Linked DNA regions of Mus musculus: all the other regions are linked to region 1. Evidence: chromatin loops called from intact Hi-C (ENCODE). Cell type or tissue: left cerebral cortex. All regions are shown on one strand. Each heading gives the region's core, and the rest is flanking DNA. Links, peaks and the distances in the headings are about the cores only.

The links. Peaks named below come from ENCODE experiments on the same cell type or tissue, not always from the same donor. Only the 100,000 strongest peaks of a DNase experiment are listed, where the experiment ranks them.
Region 2: a loop joins it to region 1, with 3 times the contacts of the local background. A loop is called at or near these places in 16 of 42 quality-filtered maps.
Region 3: it touches region 1 in a loop (3-fold over the local background); 17 of 42 quality-filtered maps call a loop at or near these places.

Annotation. Positions count from the first base shown.
Region 1 is chr13:31,613,885-31,621,533 of GRCm38, reverse strand. No RefSeq gene overlaps it. Among named protein-coding and RNA genes, the nearest start is that of Foxf2, 8.1 kb to the left of the region's middle. In left cerebral cortex, for the core only: a CTCF peak has its summit at 2,825 (motif pointing right); DNase peaks (open chromatin) are centred at 2,821 and 3,073; H3K4me3 peaks cover 1,210 bases; H3K27ac peaks cover 1,012 bases.
Region 2 is chr13:30,982,344-30,989,992 of GRCm38, reverse strand. No RefSeq gene overlaps it. Among named protein-coding and RNA genes, the nearest start is that of Exoc2, 12 kb to the right of the region's middle. In left cerebral cortex, for the core only: no CTCF peak of the experiment used is centred there; DNase peaks (open chromatin) are centred at 3,630, 3,837 and 4,379; H3K4me3 peaks cover 1,515 bases; H3K27ac peaks cover 1,624 bases.
Region 3 is chr13:31,556,911-31,564,559 of GRCm38, reverse strand. Foxq1 (forkhead box Q1) reads right to left here and starts at 6,390. Exons shown (of 1, transcript NM_008239.4): 1 at 3,584-6,390. The coding sequence starts at 5,643. The coding sequence ends at 4,441. In left cerebral cortex, for the core only: a CTCF peak has its summit at 4,539; DNase peaks (open chromatin) are centred at 4,585, 5,488 and 5,645; H3K4me3 peaks cover 2,104 bases; H3K27ac peaks cover 1,238 bases.

The DNA of each region.
Region 1 (7,649 bases), core at 1,772-4,271:
GAGGCAAGAGCCAGATTTTATTTGCATTCATCCATCAGCACTCCAAGTGCATGTGTTCAGGGCAGGACTCTTAAAGCCACCCTCCTCAAAGATCAGTGCCACAGCTCAGGAGGTCTGGCTATAGGCAAGACTCTGTGTGACCCAGTTGGCCAGGTCATAGAGGTGCTTGGAGTGGGAGGACAAAGGGCTAATCTACCAGACCTCCCCTCCTTTCAAAACAAAACAACACAACAACAACAAAAACTCCTAGGCCTCTTTCTATCCATTTCTAGATGGCCATAATGAGAGTTCCACGAGGAACCTGTCCCCACAGTACCCACTCTCACCCCACCCCTGCAGGAAGGAACAAGTGCCATTTAGGTTTCTACAGCCTGCTATGTTTAGGGATGGCGGTGCCAAGGGCACAGGCCAGGGTCCCCCTCAAAGGAAGATGAAGAAGTTGGGAGACCTGCACTTCGTATCTGGGAAGAGAGTGTGAGTGCAGATGCCCCCTAGGCACGTTGATTCTGAGAGGCCTCTTGTACAGCTGGGGGAAAATATCTGCTGGCTTTGGGGCTTTGAGATTATCTAGAAACCTGTGGGAGTCTGGTGGCCTCATGGCCTTGACACTATAGCAGACAGCACAGTACACTCAGGAGTGGCCACCTTGCCTGTCCCTGGTTATCTTTTCTCTTGGGAATTCGCATGCACACCCCTCCCTTCCCACCTACCTCTCTCCCTACCCTCTCTCTCCCTCTTTGAGTTTTCTCAACCCCCTCCTTTCTTCCACCTTGGAGGTGGCTAGGGTGGCTTGCCACTCGGGCTCACACGGGGAAGCTCTGCAGAGCCCGAAGAGGTCACTCCAGGAGGGCACTGGGCATGCACACAGGGATGCTACAGAAAACACCCACCAACACCCAGAGGCTGCAAGGCTGGCCCCAGACCTCCCCGATGGAGCGGGAAAGTCGGCTGGCTGCGGGCAGGCTTTCACGGAAGCGCCCTGGAGGTCCCAACCCAGTGGCCGGGTTTTCTTCTCTAGTTTGGCAGGGTCTCCTCGCCCTCTGCCTTCCCTTCCCCCCCAAATAAATAAATAAATATCTAGGAGGGCAGCGATCTCGGCGGGGCGCTGGGCCCCGCGACTCCGCGCAGATGAACTTCCTGGCGCATCAAGACTCGCTGCAGTCCTCCCGCCGAGCGCAGGATATGGGGCGCGCTCGCCTCTCTTCAGAAAAGGAAACGTAGCTCTTCCAAAAATATAAATCAGTTCTGACGTCCAAATATTTCTTTTGTCCTCCAGCATCCTCTGTAGGGATAAATAAAACGTGCTAGGCGCCCAGAGGCCGACTAGGGACCTCGGGGCGCCCAGACGCCGCCTCTGAAGTGCTGCTTCTTGCGGAGTCTCCCTCCCCATTTGCCACTCTTACCCGGCCTTGGACCCCTTCAGCTTGCCCCTTGGTCCCTGGAGTCTTAGAGGGCGATTGGCTTACGGGGCTGGCCCAGGGGGTGCTGGGGAAAAAAAAGAAGTCCCGGAGAGCAGGGCCTGAGCAGCCCCTTTCACCACCCAGCTAGCCCCCAATTTTCCAGTCCACACAGGGTGTGCACCTAACCCTTCCAGGAGGGGGCTCCTGGTGCCTCATGGCCTCGGGTTTCAGTAGTTCCAGGAGGACTCCGGAAGACCCCACATCAGGCCGAGAATACTCCTTGGGCATTCCTAAGGCTGCTGCTGCTCACCCAGAGTCAGCGAGGAGACTGTGCAGCTGATAACAGGGCTATCAGCCTGCCAAACTCACGTGTTGGCATGGGTTTAGTCAACCTTGTGCAGCTGATAACTGGGCTATCAGCCTGCCAAACTCACGTGTTGGCATGGGTTTAGTCAACCTTAAGCCTGTTCGCCTCGTAGGAACACTTTCTAGTTCTGTTAGGGTTTCCACTGGGATTAGAAAACAGCTCAACAGTAAGGCAAACCACAGCCAGCAAAAGTGGCAGAGAAACCAGCAAGACCCGAAAGAAGGTGGGTTGAGGGTGTGTTCCACAACTCCATACCCCTTCTCTTCTCTCTCCTGAAGCTGGGGTGTTGGGAGTCTCCTCTCCCCACCAAGTCCTCCCCCCTCCACGTGCACCTATGAGGTGAGCCTGAAAGAGTGGGGTTCATGGATACAGGACAGAGGTTCCCATCTGTCCTGGGCATTCCCCCTCCCGACAGTCTCAGCCTAACTCCAATATTCTTGTGTGGGTCTGGCTCGAGATTGGGCTGCGTGTGGGCGCTCTTCGCTTACCCCTTTCCTCCAGGGGATCTTCATGGCTGAGCTGCCTCAAAAATCTCCCGTGCAGAATATCTTAGAAGGGTTTAGACAATCTGTCACCCACCACTTCAAGAATGCTTCCTCCCTTTCAAACACAATCCTTGGACACCAGAAAGTCTGCAGTGGGCGTGCGCTTGAAAAGAGAGTAACTATGTAACCAGCGTCAGAGACGCTCGGAACGCTTTCAGAAACAAGGACCAGGGCCAAAAATCCCTCCAAATGATTTACGGACCCCCTCGTCCTCTTTCCCACCTTTTCCAGGACTCTGCCTTGCGCCTGCCAACCTACATCCTCGCTCTGAGTAATGTCAACTTTGAATACTTCTTGGTTTGTGTTTTTGGGAGGACACACTTTGCTTCCCGAGGTTCAAAGAAGATAGTATGTCTAGGATGACATACTTGTGGGGTTTGCTCGCAAAGTCTTTGCTGCTTGAGAGGGAGCGAGCTGCAAAGCCTGGTTGTGGATTTTTGGAGTGTCAGTTTGCTTTTGTGTCTGCTCTGGCGACTTGGGGGAACTGAGACGCGCCCAGTGTTCCTCTTGTGTCCGCTGGGTGGCGCCAGGCTCTTGGAAATGGCAGCCCCTGGGGCAGCCTGCAGCGGTCCACCCCCCAAAGGCTTGGTTTCACCTGCGGGCGCTGGAGCCGGGTGGGGGTGGGGGTGGGCAGCACCCTCCCCCCAACCCCCTTGCAACTGGTTGAGGTCTATTAGTGTTGCGCTAGGTGGATAGATGCCTTCAAATACTGGCTTATCACGTCCTCGTCCTCGGTTGGTCCCCCTTAGAGGCACATTCTCCAGTTCCATTTTCAAAGGAAAAAGAGCTAGGTCCAGGTGAAGAGGTCGGTCAGTTCCTTTAGTTTTTGGTTTTCAAAGGCGGTATGAGCGGTGGTGGTGGTAGAGGCGGAGCGGGTAGGAGTTAAGGGCATTATGCCTTAGTTTTCAATTACATAGGGAGCTCCTGGAGCTTTACTCTGGTCCTGTAAACAAATGAGTGAACCGAAAACAAATAAGGGAACCAACCAACCAAGAATACACCAACCAACCCCCAGGCTTGTTGTGTCGGGGTTCCGCAGCGATTTTCTACAAACGGCCTATTTTTCTTTTTTTTTCTGGACCTCAGCCATCTGGTCTCCCGTTGTCTTCAGTGACGGCAATACTAGGGGTTGCTTTTGTTCTCATTCTTCTAGACAGAGGAAAGCCTATGTGGCTTCTTAAAATTGTCCTGGTGAAATCCTGCAAAGTGAAACGAAACCTGAAGGGTCCTTGAGGGACAGGCTGGACCTAAAGTGGACGCTCCAGGCAGGTGGGAGTAGGCTCTGGCAGCAGGCTGGGGTTGAACCAGACACACCCAAGCATCCTACTGGCTGGAAAGGAAAGGAAAGGAAAGGAAAGGAAAGGAAAGGAAAGGAAAGGAAAGGAAAGGAAAGGAAAGGAAAGGAAAGAAAAGAAAAAAAAAAAGAAAAAAAAAGAAAAGAAAAGAAAAGAAAGGAAAGGAAAAGAGAAAATCCCTTAAAATGAGTGCAAATAAGTTATTGGTGCAAACAGTAAATCCTTTTGTGAAGTTTTACTTTGGTATTTTGTATTTGATATTGCGAAGAGATTCACAGTACAGTGATAGGGAATATGCAGAGTCTCCCTCTCTCCCACTCTCCTGACAACCAAGTATCAAGTTTATTATCTCGATTGCCTTAATTATTTCCTCAATTTTCATTTCTGGCTGAAATATTTTAAGCACCTCTAGAAGTCATGTTTTTGAAAATGCACATTTTTCCTCCCCTTAACACCCCCAAGTCTTTCATTTTTTGGATAAACAAGCAACTCCCCCCCCCCCCGCCCCCAACTACCACCACCACCAACAGGACACTCAGAATCAGGGCAGGACAAGTGCTCTGCATATTTTTCACCAACAGAATTTTCCAATGTGATGCTCCCCTCTCCCCCAGAGGGACTTTAAGCCCAAGTTTTGGCTTTGCTCTGCCAGCTTTCTTCCTTGAAAGTCCAGTGTGTGCTTACCATCACGATCCTCCCTCCCTCGTCACCAGAGTCAACTCTACATTGCTTTCTTTAGCACAGCCCATATCAGTTCTAGAGAACACATCTCTCTCTCTCTCTCTCTCTCTCTCTCTCTCTCTCTCTCTCTCTGTGTGTGTGTGTGTGTGTGTGTGCAAGTATGTGATGTATGTATGTATGTAAGTATGTATGTATGTATGAGATCATCCTTGTACAGCATTTTAAAATACATTTCTAGGCAGGGGCTATTTGTGGGAAGAGCTTTTCTCATAGTTTGAAAGTGCCTGCAGGAGAATGTCTGATTGGCCAGGGGGGCTAGGGAGAGCTGCAGATGCTGGCAAAGACGTTTATTAGCCTTGCTCCTTGACCTCTTGACTAATGTCAAGACTCTATGTACATTTATTAAATATTTGTTGATTTACTCATTTTTTTCTGTGTCCTTGAGGGCACATGTTCTGCTCTTTCATGTTCAATGAAATCTTAGCTGATAGGATAGATCACTCCAGAATGGTGATAGGTAGCCCTAAATTTACAGCTTGCCAAATTACACTTGGTCATAGTGATTTCAGATCCGTTGCTAAGTATGCTCGAACTTCTGTTTTTACATCTTTTTCCGTAAAATATAAATACTAAAAATTAAGAGATAATGACCATACACTCTCCCATGGTGACTGTAAAAATAGAATCAATGGTGTAAAAAGATACACACAGCCATCTTGTTACTTTTGGCCCAAGCGAGTAAAAGTTCTGTTTATTTTAAGTCACCCTGTTTCATTCCACATGGGATTGTTCCCCCTCAGCACTCTAAGTAACTTCTCTCGTGCAAATCGGTGTGCTTAAGCCCACTTCTAGCCTGGCCTGGTGGCGCTGCAGGCGGCGGGCGCAGGGGGCGGGGGCAGTGGTCGGCTCCTTCAAGAATGAAGTTTCTAGGCTATGGCTGGGACTCCAATTGCCCAGATCAAAAATGGAAAGGAAAGATGGATATTATTCTGTGTAGGATCAGGAAGCCCTAGGAAGGATTTACCTCGTTCATTGCACCTGGGGAGAGATTCGCGCCCTCACACAGGTGATGTGTCCTAGCATTGTTCAACAAGACGGTGCCCTGGAGTGTGCATGTGCACTCACGTGGGATAGGGGAGAACGTGGTGGTGCGGGATTGATGGTGGGTGTGTCAACTGTGCGGGTTGAAATAAGACAACAGAAGGTTGCAAGCTCCAAAGCAAAAATTCCTGGGCCAGAGAAGTGTGCTCCAATTTGGGTTGTGCTGGCTCTTGCCCTATCTTGGTCTGGTCTGAGGGTCCTGGGATGGCTCACGCGGGAGGAGCCACGAACAGCCGGCCTGTATTATAAAAGTCCTTTGCTTGAGTGTTCCATTCCGGAAAGCACGAAAGCATGGCGGAAAGAAAAAGCCTACAACGAATGCTTCAGGAGTGGGAGACCCTCCAGGAACCCTGCGGGGTTGCTGGCTGGCTTCAGACACTTGCAAAACAGTCTCTTGAATTTGTGCAAGGCAGAAGTTTCCCCGCTATAAGCAATCTGGCGAATGGGTCTCCAGCCCCAGCCTGGATATAAAAAGACTTCTGTTAGCACCCCTACCCACCCACCTTACCCCTAGGCTACTAGTCTCTGGGATCTGCAGCATTGTGGACTTACGGTACAGGTAAACAGGTACTTATAACTATAGATACTTAGGTAACTATATATAGAGAGTTATTTTTTCTATATGTATTGATAGGGTTATTGTGAAATCTTTCAACGAATTCGTGCAAGCTGAGCCCTTCCTTCCACCCACGGCCGGTGGGCAGTGCTCGGTGAAGGGGTGAAGGTCGGCCCTGAAACCCAGGGAGCAGATTCCTCCCAATCCGGGCAGATTTCCGTGGCCGCGGCTTTCCACGCGCGGATTCCCCGAAGCCCGGAAGCGCCGAAACCTCCAAGCCCCGAAGCCCCGAAGCCTCGAAGCCCGCAGTGCTTGGGGGAGAACTGGACTCTGCTGCTGGTGCCTTCACTTTGTTTTAGGATGTAAGAAGTAGACTTGCACAGGAAGCTAAGGCCGGCAGGCGCTGAGCTGAAGCAGGTGCGCAGCTGGGCCAGTTTTTGGACAAGGGACCTGGTGGCCCGCAGCGGTCCTGTGTCCTTTGAGACAGGAGCCTCCTGCTCAATGTCCACATACTTGTGGCTACAGATGGCGATGGATAAGAGACACTCTTCATAGGAGAGTGACCTTGTTGGACGCAGCGGGATCGAAATTTCAAGGGTCATCAAAGGCTACAACCTAAAAGGTAGAAATGGACGGTAGTTCCCTCTCTGCCAGCCTTTCCTCCCAGGCTTGGATCTGTGGCTGCCCAGCACAGCGGGGACGAGACCTACAGTAAACCGCTGCTCCTTGGCCTTGCTGGAGAGGGAGCGGCTGCACGTCGGCGCTGAGAAGGGTGGTGGCCCCCTTTGAGACAAGCTTCTGGGGCGGTCACAGGACTCACTAGGTGCCAGAAGGGAACCTCAGCTGGCGCTGCCCAGTCCAGGGACAGTGGAGGAGGGGAAGGGGTCGATACCTCTTGATTCCGAACAGGCAGTGCCTACCAGAAGGTTTTTGTTTGTTTGTTTGTTTTATTTTTTCATTTATTTATTTATTTATATTTTTTGGTTTTGTTTTGAAAGAAAGGCTAAAGAGCCTAGGACTGGTAGCTGAGGTTTGAATGGCCTTGTAAGCCCTCTAGCCCCGCCCCCACCCCCTTTTCCCCCAGGTTTGCAGCCTTCTCTGCGGTAGGCCAACCGCTGGATTCTTCCCAGGGAGGCTTAACCTATCACAGGGACTTCCTCCCATATGCATATTTTACATATATAAACACCTTTCCCTTTAATAGCCACTTACATAAACCATCCACATAAACCCTTGCTTGGGATCGCCTTTCTTTATCTCCGCTCCTTTCCTCCATTTTTTAGCTGGCTGTGCAAGCTTGGGTTTCCTCTTGAGGATGGAGGCTAAAGTCTTCACTGTTCAGGCAAGGCTTTAAAGACAGATAGTCACCCACCCCTTTTCCAGTCTTTGGATTCAAAGTACGTTAAGAATCGGAACGGCCGGGCAGTGGTTGCGCATGCCTTTAATCCCGGCACTTGGGAGCAGAAGCAGGCAGATTTCTGAGTTCGAGGCCAGCTTGGTCTACAGAGTTAGTTCTCGACCCCCTCCCCCACAAAACAAAACAAAACAAAACAAAACAAAACAAAACAAAACAAAAACCCTTTCCGTATGTCATCTTTTCATTCAGCAAGGAGAGGGGTACCACCTCCTTCCAGAAAAGAAATCCTGTCTGATAACCTGAAAACAAGCTACCTGTGCATTCAACCTGCACTGGGCACGAGTGTA
Region 2 (7,649 bases), core at 3,272-5,771, 630 kb after region 1:
AGCAGCAGTGATGACCACACTGGAGAGAGAGCATGGCAGAGACTCATTTACCATGGGAAAAACAGGAAGCAAACACACGAGGAGGCTGCGCTGAATCAAACCCCACCATGCCAGCGAGTAGAATGTGTTACGTTGGTTCGGCACAACAAACTGGTACTGTTCATCTGCCCAGAGAGATGCTGGCACAGCAGAATAAACCAGTATATCATCGGGGGTTCCCCAACCCGTTTGCTGGGCATGTCAGTGCTGCCTTTAGTGAGTGATGAGAGCGACAGATACCTGCTGTACACAATGTCTATTGCTTGGTTGTTCACACTCTATTTTGGCTATATTTAAGCTAGTAAATCAGTTTATCTCTTAACATCATTATATTGGGCTACCCAGATGTATCATCCTGAGTGAGGTGTTTCCATGTTATCAGGATGCTGGTGAATTCCTTGTAGAGAGAACTACTCTGAGGAACAGGCTCCTCCAGTAGAGGATTGCCCCAGTGTATAAGTTCATCGTGTATGATTGCTGAGCTTCCAAAGATGCCCATGGGAAAGAAAGATAAAATGCAAATTGTTATAAATATCATTGTAGAGCATGGGGCTAAAATAAGCTGCGGTTTATGAAGCAATTCCATATGATCCACTGTTTTTATCCAATTGTTGAACTATTTATCCATCAGTGGATTCTGAATGGCACATTTGGTTACATGCACGACTGGAAGATGCACAGTCCAAAGCTGAGAGCTATTACTATAAAAAGAGGAATCTGACTTGTTTGTCAGTAAAGGCTCTCATTTTTGTTGGGCAAATTTTGGCAAGAATTCTAACTCTTTGCTGCCTGTTAAAATAAAAAAAATATAATCATAATCCTTTCATGATATAAAATGGTCACATTTTCTAAACATGAAGAGCAGGGAAATCTGAAGATATTATTAATTTACTCTTCAATAGGTATTGGGTACGGGCTTGTTTGTGTGAGGAACTTGGTAGGTTACTCTGCCCTTGGCTGTCTTGTGCTCAGGGTTGAGAACACACATAGACGCTGAGGAACTATCTGAACCTGTGACCAGTTCCAATACACCAGCAACTCTGTTGCTGAAATCCAACAGGAGACACTTGCAGGCAACTCAGACCTGCTTGCCCCTGCCTGGAAAACACAAAAAGACACTTGGCCTAATCTAGTAAGTGTAATTGCATACATAATAGTTAAGTTCTTTGGGTTACAGTTTTGTTCTTTATTAAAGGGCACATGCTCCTGGAAGGAGCAATAAGAATGAAAGGAACTGCAAGCCATTTTTAGGGCTTTTTAAAAGTAGCACTGGGGACTGAACCCAGGGCCTTGCACATACCAAACAATGCTTCTAGCATTGAGTTAATTCCTTGACTACTGTCAGAGCCTTTCCAGACAATGTCTCCCATCACCACTTATTACTGCAAAGGACCATTTCCTAAGATCCAAGAATGTCCCAAGAGAGAAAGCCTATCTCCCTTCCATTCTTTCTGGAGAATCTTTCCCTCTTAGGCAGCCAATTCTGCTAAAATTCTGTCAAATAAAAGCACTTCAAGGCGTGTTTTCTGGGCAGAGGAATTCACAGCCTTCCAGTTGGGCTTCTGGCCACCTGGGCTCACCTTCTAGAAACCAGACCATCCTAAGGCACCAGAACACAGCAGTCAAAACCTCCTTTCCACAAACTCCCCTCGAGAACATAGTATAAAAACCTAGAATCACTATAGCTCAGTAATATCTTGCTTGTTTCATATATGCAAGGACCTGAGTTTATCCTCAACACCGCAAAAATAAAAATAGTCCTAAAGGGCACTTTGTCCATCATGACTTCGCCTCAGTTAAAATTTACAGAAGAGTAAGTAACTGCTGCCATTCAGCAAGACAGTGATGGACCCATCTGCTGAGCTGTGTCCTGCTGCAATGACCACTATAAAATCCCAGGGGCTTATAGCAGCAACTTCTTGCTCATTCAAGTTTCATCCTTCGCTTCCTGACTTCATCTCATGTGCTCTTGATCACAGAGCCTAGCTAGGCAGAAAAAGCAGCCTTTCTCTGGGTCACCGGGTGTCCTGACAGAGAGGATATGATGACATATGGACCAGGCCATTTCTGTTCCTATTCTGTTGTTGAAATAAGCCACAGATCAGCTGTTCTGAGTAGAATGGTGGTGTAATTCTCTCAGAGGGAGAAGACTCCTGGAGAGGATACATTTGAGCAAGTTTACCCACTGTGATATAAGTGGAAGATTTGGATAGTGATGTCATCCAGAAAGGATGCTAGGTGAACCAGCAGATCATATCAACTTGTTACTCTCAGCCTTAACTTTCTCATGTATAATCAAAGATTTGGTTTACAGGTATCAAGGTCTCTTCCAGCTCTGACATGGAGACCAAACTTTTGCCTCATGGTTACTTGGAGTTGAGTGTGTGTGTGTGTGTGTGTGTGTGTGTGTGTGTGTGTGGTGTTGTTATTCATATGAGATGTGCTAGTGTAGTTTCTATATTTCTGAGAGCTCACCGAGCATGGTGCTTAGAGCCATTTGCTGGATAAATAAGTTAAATCCTATGGATAAAGTGTACACCTGGTGCTTATTTGTTAGATAACTTCCTAGAAATCGTTTCGATGATGTAATGTGACAGTGAAGGACACGGAGACAACAGGACACATAAAGAGAGGCAGTGAGGGAGGCAGGCCAGAGAGCCAAGGCTAAGGAGGCTGCCCCTGGCAGACTGTCTCACAGAGCTTAGTGGCCGAGCTCCTGGCTCACTGCAGGATACTAATCTTGGTCTGCCGGTGGCTCCAGACTCTACAACCTGCTACATCTAAAGGCACGCATGTTTGGAAATGAAACTATGTAAATGGGGAAGGCTCCACGCCCCCTTCCTTATTTTGTAAAGAACCAACTTAAAAACCACTAGAATTCAATGAGAGGAAGCGCTGCTGCGTTGTACAAAGATGAAATTCTGAATTTTACTGCAAAAAGGAAATGGTCGCCCTTCTGACCCAACAAAGCAGTTGATTTGCCAAGAAAATGTTATGAACTAAAAGAAGCCAGTTAAGAAGAAATGCACAGGGAGGGTTTGTTCTCATGCAGTCTGCGTGAGGAGACACATACCATTTTAAAGGCTTTCCCGCTATTACCACAGATTCACAGCATCGAAAGTCACACGAGTACAATGTACAACGTGAATGTCATACTTGACGCTCAGCTGAAGTAGGGCTTATTCTGGGTGCTTCTTGTCTGCCCCACACAATAACGGGTATGAGATTCCTAGCAGATTTTCCTTAACCGCAAGTGGGACTCAATTAGTTCATTTCTTGATTTAAAGGAAAAAACAAAAACAGCAAAAAATGCCAGACGGTGTCGATTTGCTTTTTGTTTATCAATTCCCTAAGGATGAAGATCAAAAAACGTTCGTTAGTCTAGTTATAGGTTTTAAAACCATTATCCCCACATAACTGGTAGGATTCATTCAAAAAAAATAAAATAAAATAGCTGTCTTGTGGAGGAAGGAGCACCACGCCACTGAAAAGCCATCCTCTCCTGACCAACTTCAGCACGGTGAGCTGGAAAATTGCAAAGGGTGGTGAAGTGAAACAGAAAGCAGGGCCGGATACAGAAGCAAAACCCTGGAGGGCCTGGGAAGAATCCAGGCCTTCAAAGCAGAGATTTGAACACTTCAGACAAATGCCACCAAGGAAAGGAGTTTCCAAAGCTGACTTCTCATTTTCGCAGGGATGTCAGATACCATTCCATCCCCTGCTGACTGCAGAAGTCTGGCAGACCCTGAGCGCAGCAACAGTCCTGCACCCTGCAGTCTAAAAACAGTGGCCTCCCAGGCTGCCTGCAGCATTTGGGTAAGCAGTAGCCAGGCGGGAAGAAACAACCAGATTTAAAGTCTGACACCTGAAATCAAAAGCTCTTTTACAATTTTTATCAACTGCCCGGGAACGTTGCTCTGTTTCCGTTTCGGGCGACTCACACAGGCCTGGCTGGCCCTAGTTTATGCTAGGATATAGGAAGTTCAGCGCTTCTTCCCAGCAAGCCAAGAAGTGTGGGCTAGGGTGAAAGGCACTGTCACAGCCTCCCACCCTCTCCTGTCCCCACTGCCCCTCCACGGCCTAGGGCGCCTTGGACGGATCGCATGCCATTTCCTGCATGCGGCTGCGGCACTAATTGAAAATTTGGGTGGCCTTGCTTATTTATTTTCCTGGAATGCGGCGGGTTATATTTTCATGGCATTTTCTCAGCAGTGCAAGCGGTTCAGTTTCAACTACAGCAAAAGAAGAAAAGCCAGTGCCGAGTCAGCTGTAGGCGCAGGAGACTGGCTCTGCGTTAGTCTGGCTTCAGCTGTTCCCGGAGACTGCAGAGCCCTCACTCGGTCCGCACGGATTCCTCTCCGCCTGGGGACTCGGTGACAGGCTCGTAGCCCTGCCAAACGCCAGCCAAAGAAGGAGCTGCCACCACTTAACAGCTCTTCATAAAACGCACGGGCCCTGATTTCTATCCGTTTAATATTAAGAAGCAGGGCTTATTTCAGCATCCTGTCCCGCTGAGGTTGGTACAAGTCATGGCACTACACACATTCTCCAAGCGTTTTTACTCAGGGACACAAAAGCTAACGGCAAAACTTTTTAATTTTCTCGAGCTGCCAAACCACGTTGTTCTAATAACCTACCATTGTGTGGATTGTGTATTGCGGGACAGTCAAAATGTCTCAGTGGAATTGTATAAAAACACAATTTTGGCAAAATTAAATTTACACATGTAGCTTAGAGAATTTAGACTTCACAGATGACTTTCGATTTCATCCTGTGGATGCGCATCTTTGGTTACTGCTAAATTAAAACTATGGAGAGAGGGTAAACTTTAAACATTTTGCATATATCTATTAAAAGAGAATTTCAGAGTGGCTGGGTGATCTCTATATATTTAATAGATTTGGTTACTGGAGAGAACTTCTTTAATTCGACTCTTCAAAGGAGAGCTTACGGAAGGGCAAATCAGGTCCCACTGTGTGTTCTAAGTAAACTGGATCTAGGTCCCTTTCTTAACCTCCGGAGGTTCCATCCCTTGACTTGGTTTCTGCTACCAGGTAATTGACAGGTTTACAGTGCCTGTGGATTCACCTCAAAAAGGACAAAATACGATCATTATACGAAGCAAGGGTCTCTTGGGGAACTAAAAGTAACTTCTTGAAAAATGTTGGCTCTTTTTATGAGAGATTAAAAAAAAAACTTCATCTGCACATTTTAATAAAAGTGTTATGAAATGAGTTATTTCTTATAGAAATAGCCTTAAGCTGTCAAAAATCATGCCTTTAGATAGAAATAAATGAAAATATAAAGATATTTGGATTCTGGAGTGAAAAGGCTTACTGTAATCCATAAATAGGATCTACTTTCAGTATAAACTTTTCTTTTTTCTTCTTTTGGGCTGAGGGTGAACCTTGTTTTCCTTACCTCCTATTTTTTCTCTCATAGTTAAAGAAGTTCATTTGGGGTGGGGGATCGTGGTTATGCAAATATTGCCTAGCAAACTGTTCTTTCTTTGACTATACATATACAGGCTGAATGACAATCATTTTTCACACAATATTGGTTATAAATTTGAAACTCATTATCTAAGATGTGCCCTACATATAATAATCACAATACCTTTTGTTTACATGGCTTTTCATAGACTATAACCTGCTAGGAGGCTAACCTGCTTAAAAGGTGTATTAAATTCAATAAAAAAAAATAAAGGAAAATGAGTTTATTATTTCTTTAAGGTAAACACTTTCAAAGTAGAATTAGCATGCGGCACAGGAAATGTATATATTTAATCTTAAATGGCTATTCAGAATAGCCAATCTAGTGAAGAATAAAATCATTAAATTCTCCCCCTTTTAGCAAATGGCTAGGAAAAACTCATTCATTGTGTAAAAGTGAATGTGTTTAATTTAAAAAGTAAACCACACCGTGGCAAATGCAGCACCTTTCTTTCTTTTTAATTTCTAAGTTATTATTATTATAATTATTGGTTTTTTCCCTCTCTCTTGCAGTAGTATGCTAAGCTTTGGCCTGACTATATTATTATATCATATTGTATTTTATAAAATAAATAGCTCTAAGGTTATGGTGTATTTAGAAGCCTAGGCTGTTGTAAATAAGTCTGAATAAATTGGACTTTTTACAGTGTTTACTATTTTTAAAAATACCCTAAAATAAAATTAATTTCTTTTTAGTATTTCCTATTAATCACATCTACTTTCCTGTGATCAATAAATTTTAGAATGTCTGAGGGGGTTCTCTCGGTGTCAAATAATAAATCTAAAATGTTTTTTTTAAAGAAATGTATTTCAGAGTATGAATAAAAACAGAAGCACCTTTTGTGACTTACCCTCTCCAGGGTGGGGCCCAGAGCTGTCATTTCATTTTAACAGAGATGTGTTGCTTCACGGTGTATTTTACAATTTGCAGACTTAACCCACAGATGAATTTACACACTGTCCAAAAGAAATTAATTCCTAGAATTTCAAAACTGTGTCTCCTGCAAATGTAAGGAGGGCTTACAGGACAGAGGGCAGACCATCATCTGCAGTGTGCCTGGAACAGGCAGGGCTCCTAACCGGTGCCGTGAAACAAACGACAGAAGAGCCTAGGTATGAGCCACCCTCTCCGATTAGTTCTCTCTTAAAACTAAATGACTTAGAACACTGGCCCATCTGTAGAGTGTTGGATTGTACAATTGTTGGATCTCTGAGTCAGCTTTCTACATCTGACTTCCAACTGTAAACAACTCATAACTCACCTGATTCGGATTAGTTTATCCCAAGCATGAGGCAGAATAAACCAGGGTTCCTTCAGAACCCTTTTCTCATAAGAGAGGCAGCAAGAGGCACTAAAGTTAAGAGAGCAACCGGCCTGTGGGCCTACAGACTGGCCAATGCAAGCTGTCAACTCACTTTCGGATCGAAGCTAACGCTGTGGTCAGGAAGCCCAAACCTTCCCAAACACAATTCTCTAGTTACATATTCCTCTGATCTGAACAGATGTCGAAGGCAAAGAACCTTGAGATGAGCCACAAAATGAAATATGTTAATTAGAAATGGAGTTAATTAAAAAGAAAGTTGGAACCCACTGTCAAGACTCTTTTCACATGGGGTTGTGCTGGAGGCCCCAAAACTCTAGGGAATAAATATTGAAATTATGGCAGAAGGATGCAAAGTAGGCTACAACGTGGTTAAATAAAAGAGAATCTAAACACCCTAAAGGTCCTGAGACCCCACAGCTCTTGACATCCACACCTAGGCCCATTTCCAGTGGAGTTTGCCTCTGTTTACCCATTGAGCTTTTTGTAGGAGCTTCTACTTCCAAGTTCTTTTTAAATTTTTTATCTTTTTGAGCAAATGTGTGTTTGTTTGGTGTGTGATCCTGCGTATGTATGACTTTGTATATGTACATACATATGTATAAATGTATGTAGATAAAAAGTGCACAAATGAATGGACACATGTGCACATGAGTATATGCATGTGGAATGTGCACACAGTGTGCATTTATATGTGTGTGTGAGTGTGTGTATGTGTGTGTGTGTATGTGTGTGTGTGTGTGCATGTGAGCTTGTATGTGCCTGTGAGTGTATTGTGTGCTTGCACTCATGGTAT
Region 3 (7,649 bases), core at 3,272-5,771, 58 kb after region 1:
GATACGGGCTGAGAAAGGCACACTCTCCAGTGCTTCGTGACCCTGGAATCTTTGCCAAGTTGAAAGAGATCCTGGAATCTGGGGCAAGTTACTGCTTTATGGTTTGGATCATGATCTTCTTGGAAGATACTTATTAGGGCCATTTGTTGACAACATTAAGAATTAACAAATTATGTTGTTAAAGCATAACAAAAGTTTAATGGTCTCATTAGGGGACTATAAAGTCTGTAACTTAAGAGAGAAGTATTGTGGTGTTGGAAAGCACGACATATTTACAAAAGGACTCCTCAGAGTCTAATTTCTAGAACTGAGGCAAAGCTCGGCTATTGTGGTCAAAAGAATTACAATAAAACAGTAACAGAGAGAAACAAAATCCTTTTATATTTGGTGACAGTAAGTGCCCCTCCTCCATGGTGTGAATGTAAATATATCAAGTTAGCTTTTTAAAGTTAAAAATTGAACATAAAGGAGAGACAGTCTCCTTCCTTTCTTTTTTTTCTTTCTCTTTCTTTCTTTCTTTCTTTCTTTCTTTCTTTCTTTCTTTCTTTCTTTCTCTCTTCTTTATCTTTCTTTCTGCCTTTCTTTCTCTCTTTATCTTTCTTTCTTCCTTATCTCTCTTTCTCTCTCTCTTCTTTCTTTCTTTCTTTCTTTCTTTCTTTCTTTCTTCTTTATCTTTCTTTCTGCCTGCCTCTCTCTCTTTCTTTCTTTCTTTCTTTCTTTCTTTCTTTCTTTCTTTCTCTCTCTCTCTCTCTCTCTCTCTTTCTTTCTCTCTCTCTCTTTCTTTCTTTCCCTTCCTTCCTTCCTTCCTTCCTCTCTTCTTTATCTTTCTTTCTTCCTTCTTTTCTTTCTTTCTCTCTTTCTTCCTTCCTTCCTTTCTTTCTTTCTTTCTTTCTTTCTTTCTTTCTTTCTTTCTTTCTTTTTTCCTCTCTTTTTGTTTAAAACAGAGGGTTTCTGTTTGTTTCTATGTTTGTTTGATAGCTGGTATGGGAAAACAGTAGGGGCTTCTGGGTCACAGACAGGTCCTTGAAGGCACTCTTTTCCCAGGAGAATTCTGCTCCTTACAGTCTGCAGGAGTGCACCCATGGGACTCTGTAGAAGGGAATGGAGATCAGTGCTGGCTCTAGCATGCATGATGAGGTGAAGTGCTGGTCTAAAGTGCCAGCAGCCAATTTGTACAAAGAAAAGAAAAGAAAAGAAAAGAAAAGAAAAGAAAAGAAAAGAAAAGAAAAGAAAAGACAGTTTGGGGGAGGAGCAGAGAGCAAGTTTTTGGTAAGGAGAGAAACCACTTGACCGTTGGGAGGTCTGATCATCTTTGTCATAAAGGCGAGCTGAGACCATTTCATGTAGTTCCACTAAATCCGGGCTGAAGTATGTCTGGGTCTGAAATATCTGTATAACTGTGGAAAGAATTCTGACTTGGGAGCTGCAGACTCTGGGTTCCAGAGCTTGATCTGTCAGAGTGGGACACTTTAAAGACAGCCCTCAGCCACTGTTTTCTTGTATATATAGTGAGTACTCTTTCTTAGATCCTAAGATGTGAGTTATCTTAGCCTGTGAATTTGTTTTGTATGTTGAGTGTGGATATACATTCCCAGAGGCAGAAAAACGCAGCCTGTGAAACTTCGGAGCCAGTGCAAGTGGACAGGGTAGGGCTTACTTATTGATGCTCGTAGGTCAGCGAGGCTAATCCTGGGAAGCTTTCTGGGGCTCCTAGGAGAACCTTTATTTGCTGGCGGGGAGCTTGGCTTTTGTGTCTGTTGTAGGGTACTAGGGGTGGGAGTGTCAAGAATCAGTTCTAGAAGGAGCCCGAGGCTGTGGATTTGCCCTGCCCACCTCACTCAACCAGCAGAGGCTCCGGAACACTGGATGCTCTTGGCTTACCATTAGCCAAGTTCATTACCAGCCACAGCATCAGGGTGGTGCAACAACAGGTCTGAAGGTCTGAGCTCAGACTTGATCCTACCAGCTTCAGCACAGAAGGCCCATGTCTCTGAAATTCGAAGCCATGTGGCCTGAAACAAAAGTGTTTCCACAGGCCCCCACCCCGCTCTGTGAAGCTGTTCTGTCTCCCTGGAGGCCTAGCACCCAGAAACACACACACACACACACACACACACACACACACACACACACACACATTGCAAGATACAGGATATAGAACTGACCATGAAAAGCCCAACTGAGACCAGAAACTCCCAGTCTGGGACTCTCAACATTCCTTCGAAAACCCTTCAGTCCCTGGGGACAAAGGCTTAGGAGGGAGCCCTGTGTTGACGCTCAGTTTATTAGGAGGGATGGTTTCCTTTAGAGGGGGAGGGGAAACAGCTGTGATTTTAAAACACCACCTTTCCCTTTTAAATTGGTTTTTGTATTCTTTGACACAAACAGCGATTTCAGTGAGCAGCAAAAGACACAGCATCGGAAGAGAAAAGAATAAGTACCAATGGGGACATGGATGTCAGCACCCTGCACAGATAAGGTGCCTAACTGGAGAGAAGTCAGGTAGAAGGCAGAGGGGGCTGTGCAAGCTATAAACCCTCCTGCCCTCAGACATGGAGGGCTTGCTGGGAACGTGCAGTTGAACATAATCTCCACGAGGGGAACCTGCCTTTCTCTTTCCTGATTGGTTTGTTTCAGCTTTGTCTACCTTTTGCAAGAATCCAAACCCATTAGTATCACTCTGAGGAATACTGAGAACTCCAACCCCTGGAGGCTTTCTTACATCCCTGTCCCAGAAGGAGCATCCTCCAACAGGCTCACTGCTTTCTTCTCCATGAAATGTTAAGATCTCAGGTCACGTTTCTGTCTGGCATGGAGGCCCAGATATTCTGTCTGAATATCTCACCACTTCAGACTTTTCCAATGTACGGAGCTGTTAGGGACCTGTTGCTTTTGAACTTACCAAGGAATCAGCGTCCTTATTTGCGAATAATATCTCAGCTGATGGCAGGAAAGATCACAGAAGTGTTCACACCCAAGCAACTGTTTTAGTTCAAGAAAAGGTAGCTTTGTTTTGATAAAACAAAAAACAAAAAACACTAGCATTCAAGTTGCCCTGAAAATTGCCTGAAGGCAATTTTTGGTGTGCCAAATAAGTTTTACGCCAAGATCAAGTTTCCAGCTTCAGTCAACTGACTTGAAAATGTCCACCTGACGAAAAGCTGTTTGCTACCTCACCTTGCCAGCTCACCTGGCCGGCTAAAGGTTCTTAGGAGAGAGATAGGCAGATGTATGTGTTGTGCTAACTCCTGAATGTCTTTGAGTCTAGGAAATTCTATTAATGGAAGGCACATCCTAGACATTGTGAAGCAATAGCAGAAAATGAAACCACAAATATCTTGATCTCGGTATGAAGGACTTTTTGTTTGTTTGTTTGTTTTCGAGGCAGGGTTTCTCTGTATAGCCCTGGCTGTCCTGGAACTCACTTTGTAGACCAGGCTGGCCTCGAACTCAGAAATCCACCTGCCTTTGCCTCCCAAATGCTGGGATTAAAGGCATGCGTCACCACCGCCCAGCCTGAACCCATTTTTTTTGGGGTGGGGGAGTGGTAAAAATATCTACCCCAATCTACTATCACAAAGTGTTTTGTAGATCAATTTTGAGTTTTATTTTTTTTTAAAAAAACAAGCAGTATGCCTGGGGTTCATAAAATTTATATACAAATATATACACAGACACAAATAATATTAAAATAAAAATCACACGGTTTCTCGTGGTGGCGGCCCTGGCACCCCACAAACATAATGCTAACTTTTCCTTTAAAGAAATTGCTTGGCCCAAGAAGACCACAGTTAGGTAACCACTAATAAAGCTGTAGCCGTTGCCTGCAACATTTCAATTCAGGTTTCAAAAATATATAAATAATTTAATTACAAAAACCCAACAACATTTCCCTCTTTTTTTTTTTTTTTGGCACAGTGAAGCATTGGTTGTTAGCAAAGAAAATGACCATAAGTTTGATTGACAGCTCTCTTACACGCAGCAGTCACTCCTGTGAAAGACACACATTTACACAGCGGGGTCTCAAAACCCCAAACAGTAGTCATCATTTACCCCATGGAGTGGTTCCCTGATGTATTTTTCTTTTTCTTTTTTATGGGTGGGGAAGGTAAATCAGTGGAAGGCGTGACGCAAATAGGAGGGAAAGGAAAGCCTCTATGCGGGAGAGTACAGGCCTGGCCAAGAAATGGAAAAGAACGGCTTTGATCCTCTGTAAAGTTACAAAAGACAAAGGAAACTATTCTGGACTAAGTTAAAACACTTGGGTCAAAATGCTTAACTTTAAGGCACATTTGATGGAGAGTTGAAAAAAAGAAAAACTCTATTCCTCCGGAAAGTGGAAAGTGCACAGCCCTAGAGCCCACATTCCAACCTCCTCAACAAAAGGCGCCCCCAACTCCACCCTGCTCAGCACCCCTTCTGCTGAGCACAGAGCTCCTGTCAAGCTAGCAGAGTCTCCACCGGGTAGGACAGGTGCGGACCGGGACCGCAGGCCGCTGCCGCCTGCAGGGCCGTGGGCAGCCGTAGGGGGCAGTACAGGTGCGCCGCGCCGGCGGTCTCCGGACCTCGGAATGGCTTGGCTGGAGCCGCGGTGGAGAGGGGCGCCAGCAGAAGGGGCGCCGCGGGCTGCACCTCGGTCCCGCGCGACGCCAGCAGCGTAGGCTCGCTTGCGCCGTAAGCACAGAGCGGTAGCAGAGCGCCACCGGGCGCCGCGGGAAGGAGCGCGGGATAGGCGCGCAGCGGCGGGCAGGGAGCGGCGCCCCAGGGTAGCTGCACCCCCAGAGCCGAGTCGCCGTCGCGGCGGCTGCGAAAAGGCTTGCTGAGAATGCTGTCGATGGCGAAGGAGCTGGAGAACTTGCTCGCAGGGCTGGAGCGCTCCTCCTGGCGAGCCGGCGAGCGCGCGATCGGGGAGGAGCGGGCGGCGGGCGCGGGCTGCGGGGTCCCGGCAGGTCCGGGTGGGGCTTCCTCCGGCCGCAGCCCGGACGCGGAGACTGTGGTCCGGTGGCTGAGGCGCTTGCGGCGGCGGCGGAAGACCCCGTCGGCGAAGGTGTATTCGCTGTTGGGGTTGAGCATCCAGTAGTTGTCCTTGCCCCAGGGCCGCGAGGGGTCGCGCAGCACCTTGACGAAACAGTCGTTGAGCGAGAGGTTGTGGCGCACGGAGTTGCGCCAGCCCGTGTAGCTGCCCCGGAAAAAGGGGAACTTGCCCATGAGGTACTCGTTGATCTCGGCCAGTGTCAGGCGTCCGCCCGCGGAGTCGCGGATGGCCATGGCGATGAGAGCGATGTAGGAGTATGGGGGCTTGGGCCGCCGCGTGTACGGCTTGCTGCGCGCGCCCTCGCCGCCGCCCACGCCGCCCGCGCACGGCCCTGCCGCGGAGGCCTGCGTTCTGCTGTCATCAGTTGCCTCCGGACCGTCTTGGGCGCTCGGCCCGCCACTCGAATTCCTCTCGCCGCCGCCACCTTCCAGATCCCCGGCGCCGCTGCCCGCCGCCGGGCTGTTGGCTGCACAGTCCCCGTCTGAGCCTAAGGAGTCGTCACCAGCCGCGGACAGTGGAGATGGCACGTCGCTGCTGCCGGCCCCCTCCAGATCGCTGCCCATTTTGTCCCCGTGGGCTGCGCGTGGGACGAACACCTCCAATTTCATGCCGGCGCTGGTGCTTCCAGTCCGGCACAGTTACCCCTTTCCTGCGAGGTCGTAGGAAGCGAGTGGCGCCCGGAGTGGCGATCCCGTGGCCCGCTGAGTCTGTCTTCTCCTGGGAGGGACCGCTCCTGCGTCTTTCCGAGAGAGACGCTTTTCCGAAAGGTTCTCCTCCGCTGGGATTTTTTTTGGGAGGGGTTTTGATTGTTGGGTGAAGTGAGGAGTGGAGTGATAGAAGTTGGTGCAGTGCTGTCCTTACTCCGAGGTTTAGAGACTTTGAGCGGAAGACAAGCGAGGAATGAGGGGCCACCCTGCGAAGCGGGGGCCAGGACACACCAGCCTTAGGATTTCGTGCTGGGAGGACCGAGCCGGCGCTTATGCTATCGGTCTGGGCGTCCAAAAGTGTTCCTTCGCTGGATGTCTAGGTCTCAGGCACCGACCTGACGTCTGCTGGCGCACCCGCTACTTTTGAGGATAGGACGTCTTCAGCCTCGAGAGCCCATAGAAAGGAGTCTTCGAGGCCGCCGCACCCGCAGCCGCCTTGCCACCCCCGGCTTCCCGGGCAGCATGTCCGCGCTGGCCGGCCGCAGCAGAATCTCGCCTCCACCTTCGGTCCGGCCCAATATAACCCTGCGGCGGCTCCGCGCGGGCGGGGCCTGGGCGCCCACGGCCAGGGGGTGGGGGAACTAGGTGGCCGAGGTGGCCGCGGCTCCCCCCAAGGCGTTCATCAGGCCGAGGCCACGCGGCGGCGCGGCCACAGAGTCTCCGCGGGCGCAGGTTGTTTGTTTTGGGTCTGGCCGGCCCCGCCCTTTCGGTCTCGCCAATGGGGAGCGAGCGCACGGCTAGGGTGTGCGCGCGAGTGTGCGCGCCTGTGCGGCTGCCCCGCCCGCCCCGCTGCGCAGGTAGGAGCTTCTGGCTTCCCGCGGCCACCGAGTGGGTTTCTGCGCCCCCCGGACTCACCAAGACGATTGCTCTCCTATACCTGGTAGAGCTGACACTTTTTGGACGCTCCAGAGAGACACCTAAAAGGGCTTAGGCCGAGGGACTGGTTGCATAGGTCTGGCCGCCGTCCTGAGCTGCGCGCTGCGTGCAGCCTGCGGATTTTTTTGGCAAGGAGAGCCAATATTCTTAGGAAAGGAAATCCCTGGTGATAATTGAATCGCTGAACTGCAGACACCCCGTGGAACAGCCTTTGCATTGACCTCTTTCGTGCCCTTCCTCTTACTTCCTCTCTATGGCCAACTTTACCCCTTGTAACAAGTAAAAACCACGAGCTTGAAATTCTATGATTCTTTTTGGTTGATCGTGCCTCTTGTTTCTTAGCCGGCTTCCGACTTTCACTTTTATTTTGTCATACCTGGCTGGAGGCTCTGGGGGGAAGGAGGCAACGCCCCATACTTTTACCGGGAGGCCGCTTTGCAAGAGAGGTGCCCGGCTCTGCCTGCCTTGAGTCCCTTCCGAAGTCTTGTGACGTGGGCTTTGCCCACAGCCATGCAGTGCCCGGGTCTAGCAATCAACAAGAATCACGGGAGGATGTGTGTTCCTTGGGGCATGAGGCAAAGGCAAGGCGTGTTTATCGCTATTTGTCTGCAACTGTGCTCTAGAACTTGCCTTGGCTTTAGTGGCACGGGTGTCAAACAGGAAAGGAGGCCTCTTCTGCAACTCCTCCGACTCCCTGACAACTCTGTGTCAGTTCTCCAAGGAAAGGGGCCTTGCACTAGGAAGGGTGCACTTTTGACCCTATGCCTACCACGCCAGCTTCCTCCTTCTTCCTGCTTTTGTTGCGAATAATGTTGAGGCTGCGACTATGTGGGAGAGCATGTTTGAAGTTTATTTTATTACTTTCCACCATTTGTGTGGAAAGCATACACAAGCTTCTCTTCTCTTAAGTCAAGAAGCCGTAAAGGCGCTCAGAATGCAGTGGGCATCTTGACAGCCAGCAGGAATCTGATGTTTTGTAGTATGCAGGGAGTAACTGTTTACCACGTGGTGCGTTCCTCCAGCCTCGAAAA